Linked DNA regions of Mus musculus: region 2 is linked to region 1. Evidence: chromatin loops called from intact Hi-C (ENCODE). Cell type or tissue: left cerebral cortex. All regions are shown on one strand. Links, peaks and the distances in the headings refer to the core of each region. The heading gives the core; the rest is flanking DNA. Region 1 holds the start of Sdhaf4 (succinate dehydrogenase complex assembly factor 4). Region 2 overlaps B3gat2 (beta-1,3-glucuronyltransferase 2 (glucuronosyltransferase S)).

What was found. Hi-C counts contacts between places; a loop is a spot of excess contacts. Peaks named below come from ENCODE experiments on the same cell type or tissue, not always from the same donor. Only the 100,000 strongest peaks of a DNase experiment are listed, where the experiment ranks them.
Region 2: a loop joins it to region 1, with 2.4 times the contacts of the local background. A loop is called at or near these places in 4 of 42 quality-filtered maps.

Annotation. Positions count from the first base shown.
Region 1 is chr1:24,001,858-24,010,681 of GRCm38, forward strand. It overlaps Sdhaf4 (succinate dehydrogenase complex assembly factor 4), which reads right to left and starts at 3,783. Exons shown (of 3, transcript NM_026503.3): 1 at 3,689-3,783; 2 at 1,300-1,449. The coding sequence starts at 3,743. In left cerebral cortex, for the core only: no CTCF peak of the experiment used is centred there; a DNase peak (open chromatin) is centred at 3,784; H3K4me3 peaks cover 1,447 bases; H3K27ac peaks cover 1,086 bases.
Region 2 is chr1:23,829,760-23,838,583 of GRCm38, forward strand. All of the region lies in intron 2 of B3gat2 (beta-1,3-glucuronyltransferase 2 (glucuronosyltransferase S)), which reads left to right. Among named protein-coding and RNA genes, the nearest start is that of B3gat2, 72 kb to the left of the region's middle. In left cerebral cortex, for the core only: no CTCF peak of the experiment used is centred there; a DNase peak (open chromatin) is centred at 5,288.

The DNA.
Region 1 (8,824 bases), core at 450-8,449:
AGATTCACCTGGGTGTGCACCAACCCTGCTCATCTTGAAGCTACCTGTCCTGGGTCCTTAGCTACCGTGTTGCCATGAGAACAATCGTGTTGAGCTGTTTCCTCTCTAAACATCTAACGGTCACTCTGAGGGGCTCGGCTGTGGGTATCTGAGCTGAACTTGCTTACAGGCCGGCCTTCTCCTCAGAGAGCTTAAGATCAGAAGTGAGAGCCGAGCCCACGTGTGGCTGCTCTGGACTGACAGTAGCGAAGAGAGGCTCCTCTCCTTTAGTTCCAGCTGACAGGCGACCCGGGATGAAGGAAGGTTTAATATTAGTTAAGAGAATGGGAGACGTCTCCCCTCGAATACGCAGTTCCCGTTGTTTTCTGAGGGCCAGCTTCTTCCCTGGACCTTAACGCTGCCTCGGCTTTCCCCTGAACGGTAATCATAATCGTACTGCAGCTGATTCTTTTTCTTTCGTAACAGCCAAAAGTTTCCTCAACAAATGCAGGTTTGTTATTTGTATCAAAGAAGATCTCATCTTACATGTTTTACCTTTTGAATAATAAAAGCACAGTAAAAACCAACTAAACAAACAACTCCGCCCCTGCCCAAAACCAAGTGAGTACTAAGAACTTAGAAGCCCTTTTTTTTGAGACAGTCTGTGTTGTCTGGGCTGCTCTCACATTCCCGATTCTCGGGCATCAGTGCTGGTACTGCAGACATGTGCCACCGTTTCTAGCTCTAGAAAGACTTTTTTTTTTTGGTGGTGGTGGGGGTGTTGCATGTGTACTTGTGTATGTATATGTGTATGCATGTTTAATGTATGTGTGCTCCTGTGTGTGCACCCATGTGCTTGTATGCATGTGCATGCTGAGATCAGAGACTGACTTCAGGTGTCTCCCTTCACTGTTCTCGACCTTAGACATTGAAGCAAGGTCTCTCATTTGAGCTCAGCGATTGCTGACTTAGCTAGTCTAGGTAGCCAACTTGCCTCAGGGATCCACTGTGTCTTCTGAGTGTGAAATTGTAGTGGGTTGCCTGCCGCAGCCACTACCACAAGGGTGATGGGATCTGAACTCTGGCCCTCATGCATGTCCTACAAGTACTTCATGCACGGAGGCATCTCACCAACCGAAAACTTTTTTAAAGAAGTAACAACTACACATATGGATAGTCCACATGGTATTTTTACTCACTATATCCTTTATAACCGATAATAACAATTATGACCATATTTCACTTCTTTCACCTTTTCCAGTAATGAGCATCGACCTTGCCATGTTAAGTATGGACAGGGGTTTACTAACCACTACTCACTCTGCAGTGGCTCTCTCTCTTCGGGTGAATCCTCCAGTGAGTCAAAACGACCGAGTGGCAGCTTTGACTTCTTAAGGGCTTGCTTCGCAGGCTCAGGCTTTCCTTCCTGATAACTCATTTTCCTCAAAGAATGATTCAGAAGAGATGGTCCTAATGGAGAAAGAAGGACAAGGCATACAGTGAAAATTCCTTTCTGAACACATACATTCTACACGGATGGGGTATTTCCCTTCATTCTACATGGAGAGGAGATTTCCCTGCCTTGGAGATAACCAATGTTACACGTTTTCAAGAAGAGCTATAAAGCGATGAGACAGTCAAGCACAGGGGAGATAGTTCAGCAACCTTAGACTCCACCTAGTTTGGATTATGCACAGAGTCCTCTTCTAATAATGTACTTGGCAGCTTAGTTTCCGTATGTGTATATATACTATAATACACATACTTTTCTCCAAGAGATGCACCTAACAACCTCTTAGTGACATAAGATACCTCCAAACACCAGGATGTATGTACATCCATCTTTGGACAATGGGATTTTTCTCTTCTCTAAATAACAAACCTAGACAGATTCTATTCATTTGTACTCTCCCCATGTTCCAATACAGGGCCAGAAAGGCCCATCTGGCCTATACTGGGTTTTGGTGCTTACTCACTGTCTTAGTCAGGGTTTCTATTCCTACACAAACATCAAGACCAAGAAGCAAGTTGGGGAGGAAAGGGTTTATTCAGCTTACACTTCCATACTGCTGTTCATCACCAAGGAAGTCAGGACTGGAACTCAAGCAGGTCAGGAAGCAGGAGCTGATGCAGAGGCCATGGAGGGGTGTTTCTTACTGGCTTTCTTCCCCTGGCTTGCTCAGCTTGCTTTCTTATAGAACCCAAGGCTACCAGCCCAGGGATGGCACCACCCACAATGGGCCCTCGCACCCTTGATCACTAATTGAGAAAATGCCTTACAGCTGGATCTCATGGAGACATTTCCTCAAGGGAGGCTCTTTCCTCTGTGATAACTCCAGCTTGTGTCAAGTTGGCGCACAAAACCAGCCAGTAAAACATTCAGTAAGATAAACTGAGCCAAAAAAGTGTATTTTTTCTTTAAGGAAAATCTTTTATTTACTATGTCATGCCAATTTTGGCAGGTGTATTATTGAAGTCAGATGCATTATGGGAAGGAACATACACAAAATTGATAATGCTGCCTAAAATATCAATCAGAGTGCAAACCGCCCAAGCTATATGCCCCTTACTCTTATCCTCTTCCTGTAGCTCCATAAAAGACCAGAGGCAACGAATCAGGCCTCCTTCACTCTGGTTTAAATAAAGTGTCCTTGCTACTTTATAATCAGTATGGGTTTTAATTTCAATCCCTTGACTAAGGAAGCACCTGGCTTGCCCTGATCCTGACAGCAGAATCATTAAATCAGCATCCATTAAGGATCCATTGTGCTGGGGCATGGGGAAACACACACCAGCAGGTGTAGCAGCCTATACTGATGTTTCTAGAATTGTCCAAGTATCCACGAGGGTACATTTCAGGGTGGTATGATCTTGAACTGTGAGTTGTTAGAAAAAGCAATGAATACAATCAGCATAAAATCCTTTCCAGGAAGAAAACCTCATACAGGCACTTAATGGAAAAGGTCTATCACATTTGTACACGGGTTTGTTAATGTTTCTTTTGTTTCAAAACACTGGAATGCTGGATAAACAGTAATAAGGATTTGGAGCGACCCTTTCGGTTTCTATAATTCTCACAGATCATTTAAGATTTTAGCAGCCAACAGGTATTAAATATGTGAAGGGAAACATTAAAAAGTAAAATAAAAACCAGGCCACTTGTTATGAAAGCAGTAATTCTGTCTTTGGTTTACAAAACTTCTCAGGGTTATCATCAAGTAAACTTGCATTCTGCGTGCTCTTTGATATGATAATTGAGGGGTATATTGAGAAAGAATGCAATAGTTCTGAAAACTTTAGCTTCTACAGAAAGACGAGGGCATCTCTTCTAACAGTTCTTGGCTTTGTGAAATTTTTATTTTGTTCTTTGCTCTACGTGTGCACTTCCCCAACGTTTGAACCAGGCTGACCTTGAACTCAGAGATCCTCATGCCTCTGCCAGCCTAGTGCTGGGTCTATAGGCATGCGTCCCTTGTCCGGGTATAAATTATTCTTGATGTAAATAAACCTGTAAATTAATGACACTGGTCTTTTCCGTATTTTTCTAGCCGCATCTAAGAGCGAGGCGCTTTTCGAAAACCCTACGCCAAGCACCGCTAATGCTTCTGTAGCCACCGCGGCAGCGTCTCCGCGCCTGCGCCCTCGCATTTCGGAACTCGGCTTCCCACGCGGGCCCCCAACTCTCAGGACCCCGGGCGGATGGCCTTACTTGCTGCTCTCCAGACGAAAGTCATCCGTGAAACGGAAAGGGTCGTGGAGACCATTGCGCCGGCTCCCACAGCGTCTGCGCACGCGCACCAAGGTGGGAGGGGCGCTCCACAGGGGAGCCCGCGCCCTCTGCGCAGGCGTCAACGAGGGCAGAGAAGGGCGGAGCTTCGTTGTGTCCCTGGAAATCCTCAACTGCTCAACTGCCTCGGGTAATCCTGCAGTGCCTTGTCCTCACAAGTCCTCGCCCTTGGTCCTGCGCAGTACCTGGGCAGCGCTCTTAGCTATTCCGATGGACTTAAAAGACAAAACCAAAAGCCTGCACGAAAGTAATAAATTCTAGAGTTCACACCACCTTAGTGTATGATGCTTTAAGGAGGGAAGTTCAAAGTCCAATACAGAGATGGAAACTTGAATCACCCTAATTTAATTGCTCCATAAATCTGTAGTTAAAAATACCTAACATAAAACATTTAATTAGATTGAAGATTCCCACATTTTGAAAAAATTTTAGTACGTTCAAATATTGTCATGTGAATTGATTATTGAGATTGTTCCATGACAGGGATCTGTTAGAAATTATTTTAAAACACAGGCTGGAGAGATGGCTTCTCTTTCAGAGGACCTGGGTTCTATTCCCAGCACCAACATGGCAACTAGTTTCTAACCCCAATTCCGGAATGTCTGACACACTCTTCTGGACTTTGTTGGCACTAGGCATACACATGGCATGCAAACTTGCATACATACAAACATACATTGCAAACATACTTACATCATACCAGCAAAGCACTCGTACAAAAGAGATCTTTTAAAAATATTGAGCTTAAAACCCTTGAAATATGACAGCTAAAAGTTTCCCCCCATTATTAGAAAACAAACCAAACTCATAGCTGGTCAGACGAGTGGTCCATTAAATTCCCATCTTGCGGTCAAGAGTGCTGACCCCCAAGAACACCTTGATCACCTCACCTTCCTCCTAGCACAGCTGTGTTTCTCAGTGGCTCCATTAATACAATAGCCACAGTGATAAGAACAAAGGCACCAATGTACATTGAACTGTCTTTCTCCTCCCAGGACTTACTGGCTAGCACCACTAACTTAGCAACTCGTGACTGACTTGATCTGTGTCTTTCATCACTAGAGTGGTTTTGTGTTGTTTGTATTTTTTGTTTTTAATGCAGGAGTGCTGTCTACATGTACACCTGCATGCCAGAAGAGGTTATCAGATCCCTCTATAGATAGTCCTGAGTCACCATGTGGTTACTAGGAATGGAACTCAGGTCCTCTGAAAGAGCAGCCCATATTCCTAACTCCTGAGCCATCTTACCAGCTCTCAACCTGCACTATAGTATTAAGCAGCCTGGGAGACAGAGCTGACTTCAAGAGAATCAATTCACCTATCCAATTATGAAGGTAGCAACTTGCTCTTAAATAATTATGTTTGAACTGTGTTAGATTATAGGCGATTCCACTAGACGCCTCCCAGGGACCTAGCAACAGCTTGTCTTCCCCTGCTACTACCTCCAGCTCTGCTCCCACATTCCTTTCTGTCCTTCTCTGTGCTCCATCCTCTTCTCTGCGCTCATAGCTCTGCTCCCACCGTCTACATGTCTGCCTCTACCCTTCTCCAGGTCCTTACTCCCCTTCTCCCCCCACCCCCAATAGGAGATCTATTGCATGGTATAAATTCTCAGGGGCACACCTTGGCATGTTAGCACCAGGTACACCCTTACTGCATTATCTTTCATAACAAACTGTTTTCCTGGTTATCTTTCCTTTCATACAGTTCACCTGTGGCCCTAGTGAATGCTTTGTACTACATAAAGTGTCCTACACAAATTGCATATCAAAAGAACTTTTTCCTGTGGATGTAAATCAGGGGACTGCTATTGAGAGGATCCACTGATCGTATCAATTATTCCATCTTCCAGGCACTGGCCTTCTAGGATGATGGGCTGATTGGGGTTTGGAACCAGGTGATCAAATACTTGGATGTGCTGTCCCTAAAAGATGTCATATACTCCAAAAATCAGTCTTGAGAGATCAACTTGGGTTGAAAGAGTCCCGAGAGTAGAGTGGGGAAACACCCCGGTTACTTCTTAGACACTTCCGATGTTTTACTTTCCACTTGAAGAAACAATCTACCATACCCTGTCACTGCCTGCTATGGCCCACTGTACCAGTGTTGTGAAATGCCTGTAATTCTGCTCCAGCTACACAAGGCTTGGGCAATGTATCACCTGAGTGAGGTAACTCGGACTCTAAAGGACATGCATGGTATGTACTCACTAATAAGTGGATACTAACCGGAAAAAAAAAAAAAGCGCTGAATACTGAAGCCCACAGAACACAAAAAGGTCAACAAGCTGAAGGGCCCAAGTGAGAGGAAAGCAACCACAACGGGGAACGGAGGGACCTTCGAGGGAAAAGGGATGGGGAGGGGTGGAGAGGGGAACATGATCAGTTATTGGGTCAGGGGAAGGACTGAAATCCCTGAGGGCCAGCAGAAAGAATGGAAACAGGCAACCTCTGGAGGTAGGAGGTTGTGGGGACCCTTCAGAATGTACCAGAGACCTGGGAGGTGAGAGACTCTCAAGACTCAAAGAGAAGGACCTTAGATAAAATGCCCTACACTGGGGAGCGGGAACTTATAGAGCCCACCTCCAGCAAGAAGACAGGGCATCAAGTGAGGGATGGGGTTGCCATCCCACAGTCAAAACTCTGACCCATAATTGTTCCTGTCTGAAAGAATTATGGGGATGGAAATGTAGAGGAGCCTGAGGAAAAGAAGGTCCAGTGACAGGCCTAAAGTGGGATCCAGCTCAAGGGGAGGCTCCAAGGCTTGACACTAATACCAAGGGTATGGAGCCCTCACAAAAAAGAGAGCTATCATGACTGCTCTCCAGAAGACCCAACAAGCAGCTAAAAGAGTCAGATGCAGATATTTGCACCCAAGCAATGGACAAAAGAAGCTGCTGAGCCCTGTGGTTGAACCAGGGAAAAACTGGAAGAAACTAAGGGGAATGGTGACCCTGTAGGAGAACCAGGAGTCTTAATCTGGTTCCCCAAGATCTCTCAAACACTGTACCACCAAACAGACAGCATACACCAGCTGATATGAGACCCCCAACACATATACAGCAGAGGATACCGGGTCTGGGTTCAGTCAGAGAAGATGCATCTAACCCTCAAGAGACTGGAGGCCCCACAGAGTTTAGAGGTCTGGTGGGGTGGGGGGCAGGGGTATCCAAGTGGAGACAGGGGAATGGGGAGGTGTGGGATGTGGAACAGTCAGAGGGTGAACCAGGAGGGGAATAAAATCTGGAGTTTAAAATAAAAAAAGAAAAAAGAACAAAAAGGGATTATCTTCCTCCACAATTAAAAGGCTAGGCTTGTAGCAGGGGAGTCCTGGTATGGGGCTACCAGAGACCAGCCATTTTGTGACGCTGTGGAGGTGAAGCCTGGATTGGTTTGGTGATCCTAGAGATGTGTGCCCTGTCAAGAAAAGCTGTAGAATCAGCCCAAGAGATTAAAGTTGCTGTCAGCAGGGATGGAGGTAAGAAGAGTCATCTAAGTCCTTTGCCAAAGGACACAGGATATGGAGTGTGCTTTGACTCTTCACTGTCTCGTCCTCTGTAGAACGGGGATGTATATTCTGTGCCATTATATGCTGGAGTATGTGATTTGCTTTCTGCTTTTACATGGGGGTTAGTTAAGAGATTTCCTTGAGACAGTATTGAGACTGAAAGACTGGAGACTTTTAAAGCTGGACAGAATATATTTTGCATTGTGATATGGCTAAGGCTACGGGGGTCAGGGAGTGAAATGTGGTGATTTGAATGAGGATGACCCACCCACGGGCTTGTCTGTCTGAATGTCTACTCCCTAGGTGGTGGAGCTGTCTTGGGAAGGACTAGGATGTGTGGTTTTGCAGGACGTGTTACTAGGGGTGGGCTCTGAGGTTTCAAAAAGCTCACGCCAGATTTAGCATCATGCCTGTCTGCTTCCTGCCATGAGGATCACAGACTAACCCTCTAAGACTGTTAGGCAAGTTCCCAAGTAAAGGTTTTCTTTTTAAGTGATGCTTAACACTTAGTAACAATAACTAAGACACTGTTACTGAATATAGAAGTGATGGTTCTGACCCTAATTGTTAGACTGATCACTAAAGAAGCAAATGATACCCACAGTGGATGACAGAGATCAGGTGAGGGCACACTTTACACGCTTCATTGGTGACACCTGTCTCTTCCTGAGAGCAGTTGGCAATGCTCAATGGCAAGGTCATTTACAAGTCAAAGATCAAAATCTGAGTTTGGTGTGCAATTGGTACCGTTCTACCTGTTCTTACAGATGAGGTCGAAATGATTGTTTTAAGTCAAAGGATTTGCCCAAGATCTTACAACTACAGACTGGTCAGTTTATGCTAGGACTCGGGATCGACCTGTTTTGAAAAGCGTCAACACCTTCCCTGGGCCACACTTACAGAACTTCATGATGTTAAAGTGAGGCGAGCAGCATGATTCTTTCTACATTTGCCCGCTTCCTACTTTGGAAACTCGGGGTCAGATACATTTGCTGTCCTTCATGACCTTAGCACATGACTGGCACAAAACACAGCCCTGGTCAGCTGGGCATTCCCACCAGACTCTGAGTCCAGAGGGAGCATTTGAAAGCCAGTGCCCACAGGTTCTCTGCCAGCGAGTTCATGCATCTTCCTTCATTCTTATCACGGTCAGATGACATTTGATCTGCATTTTCCTTTGGCTGCTGTCCACCAATCCTGTTCTTTAGCCTTTCCATCCATTCTTTGACAGACCTGCTATTCTTCCAATGCGTAAGTTAGTCATAACTATGTACTGTGTGCAGCAGGCTTGGTACTGGCACACACTGAGGAGGTTCATTCTTTGAGCAACTGTTCTATGTAAGACAATCGTGTCCCCTCTCTTTCAGAATGTCACTTTATGGAGGTAAGTGATTTTCCTGATCAATCAGGGATTAAGCATCAGATTCTAAACCACAATCACTTAATGAACTATGATCCTACGAGCTTTCCTTTAGGTATGACTTATATGATTATGAATGAGGCCTCTGTCAAGTCAGAAGGTGTTTAAACTTAAAAGACCAACTACCTAAC
Region 2 (8,824 bases), core at 649-8,648, 170 kb before region 1:
TTCATTGCTCTTGAGACCTGCCAGCCACCATCAGATTTCCTCTCGGAGGGAGAACTGTGACCATAGTGTATGGTTACAGTCAAGAATGGCATTGATCACACCCCCACCCCGCCCCCACCCTCACCCCGCCTCTGCCTTTCCTAGCATTTTGCCTTTGTATGTGTGCTTTTTGCTCAATGAATGAAAAAGCCCTGAGTTTAAAGCAATTGTGCCAAGGTTTACAAACAAGAACATTCAGAATTTTATTGGAGTAGCCTGCCTCTGTGCAGGGGCAGTTATCAGACTGGCGTTAGATTTCTGAGACTCTTGTACATGTAGTATGGATTTGGCTGAAGAAGAGCCCAGAGTTCTGAGGGAGAAATGGACCCTAGACATTTGTATCCAGTGATACCTCACTTTCTCAAAGAAAAATTACCAAAAGTATGTTGCCAGGACATCCCAGGAGAAACTGCGAGTCCACAGTGACTCTTGGTCTCTTCCCTGGGTACCATCCACATATAACCCCATTTCCCCTCTGGGCATCTACATACCATGCAGAGGTACAGCCCCAGGCAAGCAGAATCCGGTCTGATTTAGAGGGAGGGTGGAGCTTCTGATGGGCTGGAGGGAGAAAGTCTTTCTCAGGAGTCTTAAGCATATGGCTCTTTAATCGAAGCCCACTCCCATCACCTCCCCACCCCCCATGGCAATCCTTAATGAAGCAGCTGTCCGAGACAATCCTTGTTTGTATTGTTTTATTTGATGGTGTAACAGATACACTTTATTCGTGGTGAACCAGGGATTATTATATACCTCTTATGAGAAGGAATACCTAGGAAGGGAAGGTCATTGGCTGAAAGCTCACGGCTATGTAGATATCTCATTAGCATGGAGAAGCACTCCCGATGTTAGGCTATGTGACTGAGTGCCCAGAGTCCTCAGAGGGTGTCATGGTTACATGTTCCACAGTAGGTAGAGGTGGGTAGGGGAAGGCTCCACTCCTGCCCATCTCAGTTCCCTGAGAGTCCTGGGATTGGAGCTCATTCATCCTGGTAGCATGGACCCACGTGCCCTACAAAAGTATAGTAGCTAAAGTCAATTAGAACAAAGAACTAAATAGGAATGGGAGATGGCTTGCCTTAGGGTTCTATTACTGTGAAGAGACACCATGACCACAGCAAGTCTTATTATAAAGGTAGGTATCTAATTGGAGATGGCTTACAGTTTTAGAGGTCTAGTCCATTATCATCATGGTGGGTAGCATGGTGGCACATAGGCAGACATGGTGCAGGAATGGTATCTGAGAGTTCTACATCCAGATGGGCAGGCAGAAGGAAGAGACAGTATGCCACTAAACCCAGCTTGAGCTTCTGAAACCTCAAAACTCACCCCCCCACAAATCACACTTCCTCCAACAAAGCCATACCTACTCCAACAAGGCCACTCCTGATGTGTCGTGAGGACGGGCATTTTCATCAAACCATCACATAGTTAAACCCCGAAGAGGAGTGAGCAGTGAGGTCAGCAGCCCTTACCATTATGAATGATATCTATTACTAATTTAAAGCACTTGGTTGTTAGCTAAATTGTCACAAAGACCATGTGCTGGAACTTGACTGCTAGCTGATGGGCTCTGGGGAACTAACTGGATCACAAAGAGTCTGACCTCAGCTGCAAGTTGATCCATGAGTGGTTTCATACCAGGGAGACTAGAATAGGAGATCCAGTGGAAGGCACCGGGTCCCTGGGTGTGCCCCTGGGGGATTGCTTATCCTTGACTCCTTCTCCTTTACCCTCTCTGCTTCCAAACTTCATGAGGAAAACACTTTTGCTTCTACCACACATTGGCTGCCATGAAGTCAGGGTCAAGCAACCATGGGCCTTGAGCCTTCTGCAACCACGGAAATCCAATGGAAATCCCTCAATGGGAAATCAATGGAAATCTTAAGTAGCTTTTCTTGGGTGTTTTTGTCAGAGCTGGAAAAAAAAAAACCCACTAATGTTTAGTATACAGAAAGAGAAATGATACAAAAATCGAGTTTTGAATTAAAATTTGAGCACTTTAATAATGCCTGGTGTGGGGGCGCAGAAGGCAGTAAACATTGTGTGCTCTTCCAGAGAGAGATAGATTAGATGGCTGCAGATTAAATTAAATTTGTGATAAGAAAGTAGAGTCAACTCATTGTGCCATAAACATTTAATAATATAGTAAGGATTTTATAACATAGTAGATTATGTTTTGTATTATTAGAGGAAGGAAAAAAGAAAAAGTCAAACTCATAAGAAGGGGAATTAGTTTAAGACAAAACAGCAATAAACGTGCAAAGGCTGATTAGCACCAAGGTCAAGCACAGCAACAAAACTTGTTCTTCTCCAAGATTATTTTAAAATGTGAAATATGTCTGTGTGTCCATGTGTGGGTATGTGCACTTGAGTGTAGCTCCCTGAGAAGGGCCAGAGGCATTGCATCTGGAAGCTGGAGTCCATGGTGCTTATGAGCTGGGTAACGTGGGTCCTGGAAAACCAAACTTGAGTACCTTACACAAGTGCCATCTATACATAAGAACCAAGCCATCTCTCCAGCCCCAGAACGTGTTCTTATAAAAAGGTGCACTTATAAAAGGATCACTGATGATGGCCACCAGCCTATCACCAGGATGAACAAGAGACCATGTCTCCAAGGAAGGTAGCAAGGCCACCTAACAGTCTCCTCCAGCTTCCTAATGTGCAGATGTGCAGGACCCTCACCTCCATGTATACACCGTATGTATACACACTCCTAATTAAAAAAAAAAAATTCTGGTACAAACTCAAAATGAGCATTAGGAATGAGTACACAGCAAACTAGACTAAAACTTTAAAGAGGCGGGTTAAGGAGCCAGAGAACTGTGGTGGCAGAGCTTAAGAAGCATCAAGCTGCTATCCTGAGTTCTACCTCAGCTAATCCAGAAACGACCATGAGACACAAAGGCCCTGGGTGTTTACAGAAGCGCAGGGTGAATGGCAGAATGTCTGCCCATGCTGCTCTTAGGTTTTGCCTCTGTGGTCCTGAGAGGGAGTCTTGATACCGCCAGGCCACAGAATACAAGGGAATCACGGTGTAGGAGGGCTGTTTTGAGGCAGAAATTGAGGACTACGCATGCTCTTAAGGACAAAGGCCTTCAGGAGGCTCCTGGCATCTGGGTCAAACCTCCTGTGGCCAGACTGAGATAAAGCTTTGACTGTGGGATTCTGCATGAAGTAACGGAGGCTGTAAGCGATGTCCTTAAAGAGGAAGAAAAGTGTTTTCACAGAGCAAACTGCAAGTTGGATGCCCAAGACTTGGGACAATGGGTGGCCCATGGGAAATGTCCAGGGGGAGCCCTAGGCCTACCTGATTAGGAGTGAGGTCTGTCTATATTGTTCCTTTCCCTAGTGAGGGACAAGAAGTCTAAAATGCTTTCCAGGTCTGTGCAAGTCCCACAACCAGATCCTCATTACTGTCTATGCTAGCTAGACACCCCAGCCTGTGTGCGCCCATCTGTCTCTTCTCCCTGGACCACCTGGTGTAGCTGCCACACCTGCTGTCTTTGCGTTGTGGCCACAAAACTTTCATAAAGCTGATTATCAGTCAAGGAGCCGCTAGTTCCTGCTGAAGAGCAGGAAAGGCTGTAGGAAAGGCAGTGTGCTCAAGGTGAGACGAAAGCTTGGTCCTCCCACCACAGCTCGCCTCAAGCCTCCCAGCTTCCTCTGGGTGGATGGTGGGGGGCTTCAACAGCTTCCAGATCCACCTCAGATTTCCCTCTCGGAGAACTCCCTCATTGCACTGATATCCTCGCCTCTCCTTGTTCTGAGTCCACAGGCTTTCACCTACTTCTGTAGCATTGACGACCTGGCCCTATTTGTCTTGATTTTCCTAACTGGACTCGGACTTACCAGAGAGTTAGGACCATGTCTTACATAGTAGCATCATCAGCACTAAGACGAGCCAGCAATAGGTTTGGGAAGGGTCCTTGTTTTGAACTTGCTGTGCAGCCAAGTATAACCTGCACGTGTGTGCCACAGTCCCTGTAAAGGTTTTCTGGAACAATGAACAATGGCCCAATGAAACTGAAAACTGAAAGATGATGTTATTTCATATAATCTTGGAAATGAGGAATTTACAGCTGGCCTGGGGAAAAAGAGAGGTCTTTTATTCTGGTGGTTGGTTCCTCAGCTGCAGCGCTGTGTGTGCTACCTGCCTTAAGGGCTCACAAGAGTAAAAGAACCTTCTCCATTTCACATCTGAAGAGAATGTGGCATGCACGGTGCACTGACAGCACTTCACCAAACCGCCTTTAAATAAGTGGGAAAGAAGAGATTTGAACCCAGGAGCATTGGGTTAAACATTTTCCCACAGTGACTGTCCTACACTGCCATTCCATTTCATTACAGGAGGTCATTAGGAAACTTCTTACAGCTTAGAATCAGAACCCAACAAGGCTCCCACTAAGCGCTGGGAACGGACACACGTAACAGCTTTGTTACTGAACCCCTCAAGCAATGGCTTCACTGCTATTACCCAGGGTTAGAACAAGACACAAGTTCCTTTTTTTTTCTGTTCTAATAGAGTGGTGTAGCATGACCCACTAAATAACGCCATGGAGAATGCAAATCTCTTAATTTCTCCCAACTGAAACATAGTTCACTTTTTGCTGCCAGTTAAAAATAACTACCAGAGCTTGAGAACATGAAACAGCGCCGGCATGCACCTCTGTGGTTGCATCTGCCCTTCACAGGATGGAGCAGGTTGTGTTCTCAGCCGTCTCTGAACCCGCCAAGTCTCTCCACCTCTAAGCTTCTAAGGCATTCTTGCTCAGAAAACATAGGTGAACATTTGCACACTTCAGTTACTTGAGGCCGTGTGATTCACACCGGCTCTCAGGGCCAGGCTTTCTGTCCACAGTCATCCTGACAGAGGCCATAGATTGTGGTTTTGTTGTCTCCAGATTAGAGATTTAAATGATTTGCCCCTAAATAGCATTTCTCTTCAAAGTACTTTAGTTCCCCGGCCCCACAGAGAACAATGACTGCTAAGTGGTTTTTGTTTGTTTGTTTGTTTGTTTGTTTTAAGAGTACACAGTAATTAAAGGCGCTGGAGAAGAATGGAGAGAGGCAGAGCAAGCCACAGCGCGCTTGAGGAGAGGTCCATTAGTCTGCTCTAGGATCCCGACTGGGAACTTTATGCTCTTCAGCAGAAGAGAATGCGTCTAAATTGATGAGAAGTAATATGCCAGCAGCTCTGTCTGCTTGCCAGGCATGGCAGATTCGAAAGGAGCCTTTGCCATGGTGTGTTTTGTCTAGCAGGGGGGTGTGAATGGCCAGGCTTAGAACCATGGCAACGGGAAACAGGCAGAAGTTCTTGCTCTCTCAAAACTGGGTTAGTTGCTACCAGAGTGTAACAGGCCACACCATCCCTCGTATGTCTCTTCCACGTGTGCCTGCTTGCCTTTTAGCCTCCTGTGGCATGTTACGATGCTACTGCCTTCATGGTGTCCTTGACCCTCCAGGCTAAGGAAACTCCAGTTGTTTACAAGTGAAGTCCTGGGTTTGTTATCACAACAGAAAAGCAGCTAGGTGGGAAGGGAAGTTAAATATCAATACGCATACCACAGGGAGTTTGTGAAATCCATGCCTATAAAAATTAGACAGCACATTTCTAAATAACCAGTTAGTCAAATAAGAAATAGTTTGTAAAATATTTTGAGATGAATGAAAATAGAATAGTAGCATCCTAGAACCTCATGGGTGCAGCTAATAGAGTGGTTAAAGGTCTTTAAATGCCTGTGCAAAAAAATAATAACAATGTAACCTTATAGGATACCTGGAAAAGACGAAACCAAGGTAATTTGAAAATGATTAAAGACCTGATAAGTAAATGAATAAAATGAACCATATGCAGACTAGAAAAGCAAACCAGAAAGTCACACTAAAGATCCTTTTGACATATAAACTAAGGGGCTTGGCTTGGTAGGTAAGAGCAGTTGCTATGCAGTGTGAGGGCATGCGTTGGAATCCCCAGTTCTCATGTAAAAGGTGAGCATGCGCATGCAACCAGTGCAGGGAAGGACATAGGCAGAGCCCAGGAGCTTGCTTGCTGGCCAGCCTAGCGAACCTGCCCAGACTCGGGTGAGTGAGAAACCCTGTCTCAGGGAATTAGGTAGAAGGCAGTGGGGGAAGACACCAGCGTCTTCTGACCTCTGCAAGTGCACTCTTGTGGGAAGCACACACATGTACGCTGAGTACACACACACACACACACACACACACACACACACACACTTTTCAATGGGATGAATATAACCCATCAACCTTACAGAAACTTTGAAAAAATTCAGAGAATTATGAAAAAAGGCATCTGAAATTAAGGAACCAAGGTGATAATAAATTCACGGTTAAACTAGTAAAACTGACTTAAGAAGAGGCAGAATCTGAGCCAATCCATAAATACACACACAGTGGGTAATTGGTAGTCAACAAACGTACAGCGCAAATGGCTTCTCCTGTGATTTCTATTAAATATCTAAAGAAAAATTAGTAATCCTTCACAAACATTTCCAAATTTCAGAGAGAGAATTAGTTTTGAGCCATCTGACAGACCAGTATCACTTTGATACCAAAGATGTAACAAAGCAATTATAAGTCTGTCTCCCTTTTAAATATACATGCAAAATTGTATATTATATGTGTGTGTGTATAGAGGGACAGAGAGACTGAAAAACAGACACTAGCATCATTTTAACAATTTTTTGTCATGGCCATCCAACCATGATCATTTTGGATTATCCCTGGAATGTAAGCTCAGATACAACAGTCAACATTGATATACCATGTGAATGAATATAAAAGAGAAAAGCCATGTGATCTTGTTAATAGATGCAAAATTTAAAAAGCAGTTGACAAAATTCAAATTCTCTGCATGATAAAAACACAAGGCAGGAGTTGGAGAGATAGCTCAGTAAGAGAATGAAAAAGCAGCATCCACACTGGGCGAAGCCAGGAAAGGAGGAAGTAAAACGCTATCAGGAGAAATACCAGGAAACAGGTAACCTTACCAATACTATGCGATAGATAAGGGAGTACAAACGCCAGCTGGGTATGGGAGCCACCTTTAATCATAACACTTGGGAGTCTGAGGCAGGCAGATCTCTGAGAATTTCAGGCCAGCCTAATCTATATAGCAAGCAAGTTCCACATTATGGCTACATAGTGATACCCTATCTCAAAAACTAAAAACAGAAAAATCAGTTATAAACAGTGACAGTGAACAGTCAGAAAATGAGGCCGTTTCACTTTTATGTTCATTAACAGATATGTCAGGAATAAAATGCTGAAATGAAGCATCAGGCCCTTGTGTAATGGAAACTAAAGTGAAACAACGTAACTTAATGGAAAGACTTCTCTAATGGATTAAAAAAAAAAAAAACGAATGCAGAGAAGACTGTGAGGTCCTTCAGAGTAAGTCACAGCTGCAGAATAATCTTGTCAAAGTTGTAGCTGTGCTTCTGGTAGAAATTAAGAGAGCCATCCAGTTCATAAAGAAAGGAGGTTGAGAACGGCTAAAACAACCTCTGGTAGCAGGGAGTCAGGGGAGGGGGGATACAAAGCTAGAGGAATTATACTTCCCAATTTGAAAATGTATTTTATATCTTCAGAAGTAAAAACACACTAGGGCAGTGGTTCTCACCCTTGCAAATACTGCAACCCTTTAATACAGTTCCTCATGTTGTGGTGAACCCCCCCCCCCCAAACACACACCATAAAATTATTTTGCTGCTACTTCATAACTGTAATTTGCTACTGTTATGCATCCTAATGTGAATATCTGATACGCAGGATATCTGATATGTAGTCCCTGTGAAGGGTTGTTTGAGACCCCACCCCCTACCCCCAAAGCGGTCATGCCAACAACACATTGAGAACTGCTGCTCTGGAGGCAGGAGAGGTGGCTTTAGTTCATAAAGTGCTTGCCTCGTGAATGTGGGACCCAAGTTTGACCCTCAGCACAATGAAAACTGTAAGCTTGGTGGCATTCACTTTATAACCCCAGAGCTGGAGGTGGAGACAGATGTATCTCTGGTACTTGCTGGCAAGCCAGTCTGGTCTAATCACCAAGTTCCAGGTCCTCCAAACCTTGAGTCCTTGCCTTAGAAAACAAGATGGGAGCTCTGAAGCCCAACACTTGAGGTTGACCTCTGACCTCTGGCAAATGTACATACATATATGCACCCACAAATATACATATGTGTGTATATATGTATATGTGCATGTGTGCATGTGCACTATACACCTACACATGTGTACTCACACACACACACACATGCACCTATACTTAGCATATGTTAAGTATATACATTAATGAAACATAATTGGCAACCACAGAAATTTTAGTTACAGGTCAAATGATTTTGCTAAAGAAACCAAGAAAGGTCAATGGCAAGGATTAGTTCTTTTAAAGATTAGCACTCAGACTTGGGGATGCCTAAACACACCATTTGTAGTAATTTGAGTGAGAATGACGGCCCCAATAAGCTCATCTATTTGGATGCTTAGTCACTAGGGAGTGGTACTATTTGAAAGGATTAGGACTAAGAGTCTTTCTTCTTCTTCTTCTTTCTTCTTCTTTTCTTCTTTCTTCTTCTTCCTTCTTTCTTTCTTTCTTTCTTCTTTCTTCTTCTTTCCTCTTCTTCTTCTCCTTCTCCTCCTCCTCCTCCTCCTCCTCCTCCTCCTTCTCTCTCCTCTCTCTCTCTCTCTCCTCTCTCTCTCTCTGGATCTGACTGTAGAACTCTCAGCTACTTTTCCAGTGCCATGTCTACCTGCATGCCAC